Linked DNA regions of Homo sapiens: region 2 is linked to region 1. A link is an interaction called in ENCODE POLR2A ChIA-PET data of the cell type or tissue named here. Cell type or tissue: PC-9. All regions are shown on one strand. Links, peaks and the distances in the headings refer to the core of each region. The heading gives the core; the rest is flanking DNA.

Evidence for each region. ChIA-PET counts read pairs that join two places held together with the same protein. Peaks named below come from ENCODE experiments on the same cell type or tissue, not always from the same donor. Only the 100,000 strongest peaks of a DNase experiment are listed, where the experiment ranks them.
Region 2: POLR2A ChIA-PET joins it to region 1 with 5 read pairs; 2 of 35 experiments call an interaction of 5 or more read pairs at or near these places.

The regions. Positions count from the first base shown.
Region 1 is chr9:98,780,881-98,783,787 of GRCh38, reverse strand. ANKS6 (ankyrin repeat and sterile alpha motif domain containing 6) reads left to right here. Exons shown (of 15, transcript NM_173551.5): 5 at 1,215-1,321. Among named protein-coding and RNA genes, the nearest start is that of ANKS6, 14 kb to the left of the region's middle. In PC-9, for the core only: no CTCF peak of the experiment used is centred there; a DNase peak (open chromatin) is centred at 1,577; H3K27ac peaks cover 2,500 bases.
Region 2 is chr9:97,765,376-97,768,282 of GRCh38, reverse strand. All of the region lies in intron 5 of PTCSC2 (papillary thyroid carcinoma susceptibility candidate 2), which reads left to right. Among named protein-coding and RNA genes, the nearest start is that of XPA, 69 kb to the right of the region's middle. In PC-9, for the core only: no CTCF peak of the experiment used is centred there; no DNase peak of the experiment used is centred there.

The DNA of each region.
Region 1 (2,907 bases), core at 93-2,592:
TTAGTCCCACCCTTCTGTGTCCAGATTTCCTGTTCCCCCATCACAGAATTTCACAATGGCCCTGAAAAACCATGCAGCAGGAGCATTTTATGCAGAGAGATAAGGTTCTCTAGGTTGGTTTCAGTTGAACACAGTGACTGATTCATTGGAGTTTTCACATTGAGATATAGTGACCTCCTTAAGTAGCTCCTGTATGAAGTAAACATTGGTTATTCATACCATTGTCGTCTTGTGATGATTGATGGTGAGATGTGTCCTACCCCTCTCCTTTTGAATAGGCTTCAGTGTTTACAGGGTGCTTATGAACCCCTTCTTATGTGATCATCCCAGCAGGATGGGCTGTCATCCTCCTGGAGGCCTCGTCTTTGGGGTGGGCATCTTGTAGCTGCTAAGTGATCTGACTCCCAGTTAGAGGTTCTTTCCTTGCCCTCTTTTAGGTGATCAGATCACTTTCCTGTGTCATCTGAAAACAGTTTGTTTTCTTATTCGATGAGTCTTGAATTCCAAGACGAAATTTTATTTCAGACACCTTGGTCTGTAGGAGACTTTCCCAATGGAGATGTCCTGATTTAGGGTGGAAGAAGTGGAGTCTCCATGGGGTCAGTGATTTTTGGGCAGAGCTGTTGGTTTTGTCTCCTCTCCCCTCCCCCTCCCCTCCCCTCCCCTTCCTTTTCCTTCCCTTCTCTTTTCTTTTCTTTTCTTTCCAACAGTATCTCACTTTGTTGCCAGACTGGAGTGCAGTAGCGTGATCATGGCTCACTGCTGCCTTGACCTCCCAGACTCAAGCATCCTCCAACCTCAGTCTCTCAAGTAGCTGGAACTACAGACTTGCACCACCACACCTAGCTAATTTTTAAACAAAATTTTTAGTAGAGACAGGGCCCCCCATGTTGCCCAGGCTGGTCTCAAATTCCTGGGCTCAAGTGATCCTCCCACCTTGGCTTCCCAAAGTGATGGGATTACGGGTGTGAGCCACCACATCTAGCCTCAGTCTTCATTTTGTTCCTGGAAGGAACACTTAGACTTTGATTTAAATCATGTTCCCGCTTGACCTGCCCACGTGCTAGGGAATGAGAGAATGTGAGACTGTTTGCCCTTCCATGTCCTTCTTAAATGCTCAGAGACTGAGCTTTGTAGTTAATGTTGGTTTTGTTGCCCAGGAGCAAAGCCATGCCTTTGCTTTCAGTGAATGTAACTCTAGCATTTTTTCCCAGGAATAAGGAAATTGTGAAATATCTGCTAAACCAAGGGGCCGATGTCACTCTTCGTGCAAAAAATGGATACACGGCCTTTGACCTGGTGATGCTGCTGAATGATCCCGGTAGGTAATTTCAAGAAAAGGGTTGTAAATCTACCCAGCGTTTCTTGGACTGGGAGTCAAGACAGGCACCTCCTCTGTGACTTGTGTTTTAAGCACTTGCTTATTCGTGGGGGAAAGTCACTCTCAAGTGTCAGGAGCTTACTGCATGATCTTAGGCAAGTTCCTTCCCTCCCCAGTGAAGCGCTGGACTTGGACCAGGTGGCCCCGGGGACTTCCTCCAGCACCAACCTCCTAGGAGTCTCTAGAGAGGGAAGGAAAATAAGACGTGTCTGACTTTGCAGTCCACACACACCCTAGAATGGCATCTGTGCTTCACAGCCAGAAATCCTGAGTCACTCAGGTGGAAACATAAAGTCCCCTTTGATAAGCAGAATGGGAGATAGAGCGATGGCCTTCTCAGCTTAATTGTGTAGGTAGAGGCTGCAGGGTCAAGGGTCGTGTACTGGGAATGTAGCCGTTAGTTCCACCCCATTTTGGCCTCGGCTGGTACCTGCTACTCCCCTTTGACCCTCCCCTGCTGTGACAGACCCTCTTTTGGGACCTGGGCTTCCAGTTAGCCAGCTCAAGGGGAAAGGTCTCTGATCTGTCGTCTTTCTTATCAACCTGGAGTTTCAACCCAGAGAGAGAGAAGCCCCGAGGCCCTTCTGACCCACTGGGCTTGAACCCTGTGCTGGGATTCTAGCTGTTGGCTGTGGGGAGAGAAGACTTTCACCTCTGCAGTCACAAGTCACCTGCTGCCCCTCTTAGCTAGAGGGGTAGCCAGCAGGCATGCCCTTCCTCGTCACAGCACTGCCACCCTTGCCACCCCTTCCCTGCTGCAGGCCCCTGCACTTCACAGATGCACACTTGGTTCTGTTTGACCCTCAAAGAGGTCTGAGAGGGGAAGCAGAGGTTCACATCCTCTTGAAGAGATGAGGTCGCCAAGACTCGGGAAGTGATCTGTCCCAGCCAGAGGGTTGGAGTCCTGTGCCCCAAGTCCAGTGATCCTACTCCACCTCATTGGAGACCTTCTTCACTTGCCAAGAGTTTGTTATTCGGAATCAGTCCGCAGCCACTCTCGCTGGATCTCATACACACTTTTTCTGAGAAACTCATCTTTTCAGTGTTCCTCTTCTCCCTAGCCTCCACTGCCGTTTATTCCCTTTCCCAATAAAACAGTCTATTCCTAGGAATATTTTGCCTACTGGGTTTTTAAATGAAGTGTTTACACAAAACTTTTGAAGAAACTCATGCCTATTATTGAATACTTGGAGAGAAAAAAGAAATAACCTGGCGTGGATGGCTCACGCCCATAATCCCAGCACTTTGGGAGGCTGAGGTGGGTCGATCACTTGAGGCCAGGGGTTCGAGACCAGCCTGGCCAACATGACGAAACCCCATCTCTACTAAAAATACAAAAATTAGCCAGGCATGATGGCGGGCACTGTAGCCCCAGCTACATGGGAGGCTGAGGCAAAGAACCGCTTGAACCTAGGAGGTGGAGGTTGCGGTGAGCCAAGATTGTGCCACTGCACTCCAGCCTGGGTGACAGAGCAAGACTCTGTCTCCAAAAAAAAAAAAAAAGAAATAGTCATCAAGAAAAAGCA
Region 2 (2,907 bases), core at 266-2,765, 1.0 Mb after region 1:
ATGAAAGTACAGCATCACAATGTTGGCTTGTGTGTAAGCATTGTACATGTATGTAAAAACATTGAAGCTTCCTCAGTAAAGGAAAATATGTCCTTTTTTGTACATCTGCATTTGTAAAAATAACATTTCTTGAGATCTTGGCCCTTTGGGTGACTGCATATTTGGTGGTGACGCACCATGGTTTTTTATTGATGTCATCAAAAGACTTAGGATGTTCATCATGGTATTTCAGATGACTGCCGTTATAAATCTGGGTGCCTACAACTACTAACTATGGTGGTATGCATTTATACATTTCCATTTGTAACCTATTTCTTTATGAATATAGTACATCTGCTCATAACTGTCATACTTGTATAACTGTTGTTAGTACACTTGAGTATTTATGCTTGCAAAAATATGTATGATATTATTGCCTATTTTATTGTGTAAAGTGGCCTATGTGTTTTTGTGTTTCTCAAATAAATCTTCTTTTAAAGATGTAAATAAATATCTTTTCAAGAATTTTTAAATTATTTTTTCCAGAATTGTGTTTTTGGGATTTTGATCCTTCAGGATTTTTCAATATTTGGGATTATGGTGTTCAAGGTTGTCTCTTCCGGGATTATGATCTGCTCCTGGAAAGGGGTGTGGAGAAAGATGGGTGGAAAGGAAGGAGAGAGAGGAGGAAGGAGGCTGTGTCTGGCCTAGTGCTGGGTGCTGGGTTGGAAAAGAATGGTGTTTGTAGCAGATGGTCTGCCCCTCTTAGTTCTGCAGCCATAGTTTGAGTTTCTAGAAAAGGACTTTCTACAATGATGGAAATGTTCTATGTTTGTGTTGTCCAATCAGTAGCCAGTAGCTACATAGGGTTATTGAGGCCTTTGAGGCTAGTGTGACTGAGGAACTAAATTTTAACTTTTATTTAGTTAGTTTAATTTTTTTTTTTTTTTTTTTTTTTTGTGAGACAGAGTCTCCCTCTGTTGCCCAGGCTGGAGTGCAGTGGCGCAATCTCGACTCACTGCAACCTCCGCCTCCCAGCTTCAAGCAATTCTCCTGCCTCAGCCTCCTGAGTAGCTGGGGCTACAGGCACATGCTACCATGACTAGCTAATTTTTGTATTTTTAGTAAAGATGGGGTTTCACCATATTGGTCAGGCTGGTCTCGAACTCCTGACCTCAGGTGATGCACCCGCCTTGGCCTTCCAAAATGCTGGGATTACAGACGTGAGCCACTGCACCTGGCCCAATTAGTTTAAATTTAAATAGCCACATGTGGCTGGTGGCTACCATACTGGACAACTCAGCTCTAGAAGAAGTGACAGGAGCCTCTCTTCTTTCCACCTTTCCTATCCTCCTTTCTTAGCAGGTGTTGTTGACTTATGCTGTGCTGGACACTGTGGAGGCCACCAAGATGAACAAGATATGGTCCCAGCTCCCGAGAGCCCCCAGCTCATTGTGTGAGAGGGACAGATAAGCATGTGGATAGAAACTACAACCCAAAGGGAGGCGTGCAGCCCTCCAGCTGTGTGGGAGCAGAAGGAGGAAGCTATTCACTCAGTTGGGACTGCGAAGGCTGTACTGTGAAGGATGAGTTAGGAGGCCTGGGTGGGAGAAAGCCTTTTTGAAGAGGGAAGAGCAGAGCCAAAGCTTGAAGGCAAGAAACAGCATAGAGTGTTTGGAGAATTCAGACTGAGGTGAGGCTGGGGAAACCAAATCCCACACTCTGTTCCCATCACCAAGCAATGACTGGTGAGCTGACGGAGCGAAGAGCTTCAAGGTCAGTCCTAGTGAGGGTCCTGTTCACCCAACCTGCCTTGCACCATTCAGGACATGTAAAGGGTATGGCACTGGGGGCCCCTCCCTCCACCTCCAACTCACAGAGTCTTGTCTCCCTGCCTTTCCTGCACAGAAGGCCTCAGGGCCCCAAGATCCTCCTTTGGCAAAATCCCCAAGAGTCTCCCTCTGACAACACACCCTTCTTTTCTTCACCCTTCTGACCGAAAACTTAGTCCTGACTCATGCCTTGGCATTCCTGGGCTGGGGTGTCTGCTGATTTTACTGGTGCTGGGCTGACAGCTGGACTGACTTCCTGCATTCAGCACCACCTCACTTTAGTCCATCCCATGACAGCAGTCCAGAGAACCTTTCTCAAAGTGACTAGGACAAATGTCGACACCTGAAGGTTGATTCTGGACATTGTGTGTGGATGTCTTATGATCACCATTCTCTTGCAGAGACTAGGGGGAGAAAACTTCCTGCCTGAGAACTTGATGTGGCCCAAGTTTAAGGAAAGCTTTGGCCAAGGTAATCATTGGACGTAGTGCAGTGCACATCGTGGGCTACCTGCCAGTGCCGTTTTCCTTTTGTTCCTTCCTAACAGAACCCGAGTGTGATTGAGGTAACCCCATCATACACTTACAGACACAGCCAGCTACCCCTGGGGGTCTCTGACCCCACCCCCAACTTCAGAGGAGTGCTTGATTGGTCTAGGGAAAATCCCATTTCACTTGCCAGTGTCTCTATCTCAACTCACTGATTGAGGAAAGCCATGAGATCTGATTTTGGCCAATGAAACACAGGAAATATCTGCTGAGGACTTTGGGGAAGTTTTCCTTGCCTTATCCCTGGGAGGCAGACATAGTAAGAAACGGTTCCCCTACTTCCTCAGATTGACATCATGTGGAAGATTCCATACAGATGTGATGTTCGAAATTGATGTGTCCTTGTTTCTAGGCAGAGTAAGGAGCTTGGAAGAACCTGAAGACACCATTGAATCCCTGAATCAACCTACCCTGAAGCCCATCCCAACTCCACACTTTCTGTTTTGTGACATAATACATTTCTGTTATTTGAGGCTGGATGCTTCTTTTTTTTTTTTTTTTTTTTTTTTTTGAAACAGAGTTTCACTCTTGTGGTCCAGGCTAGAGTG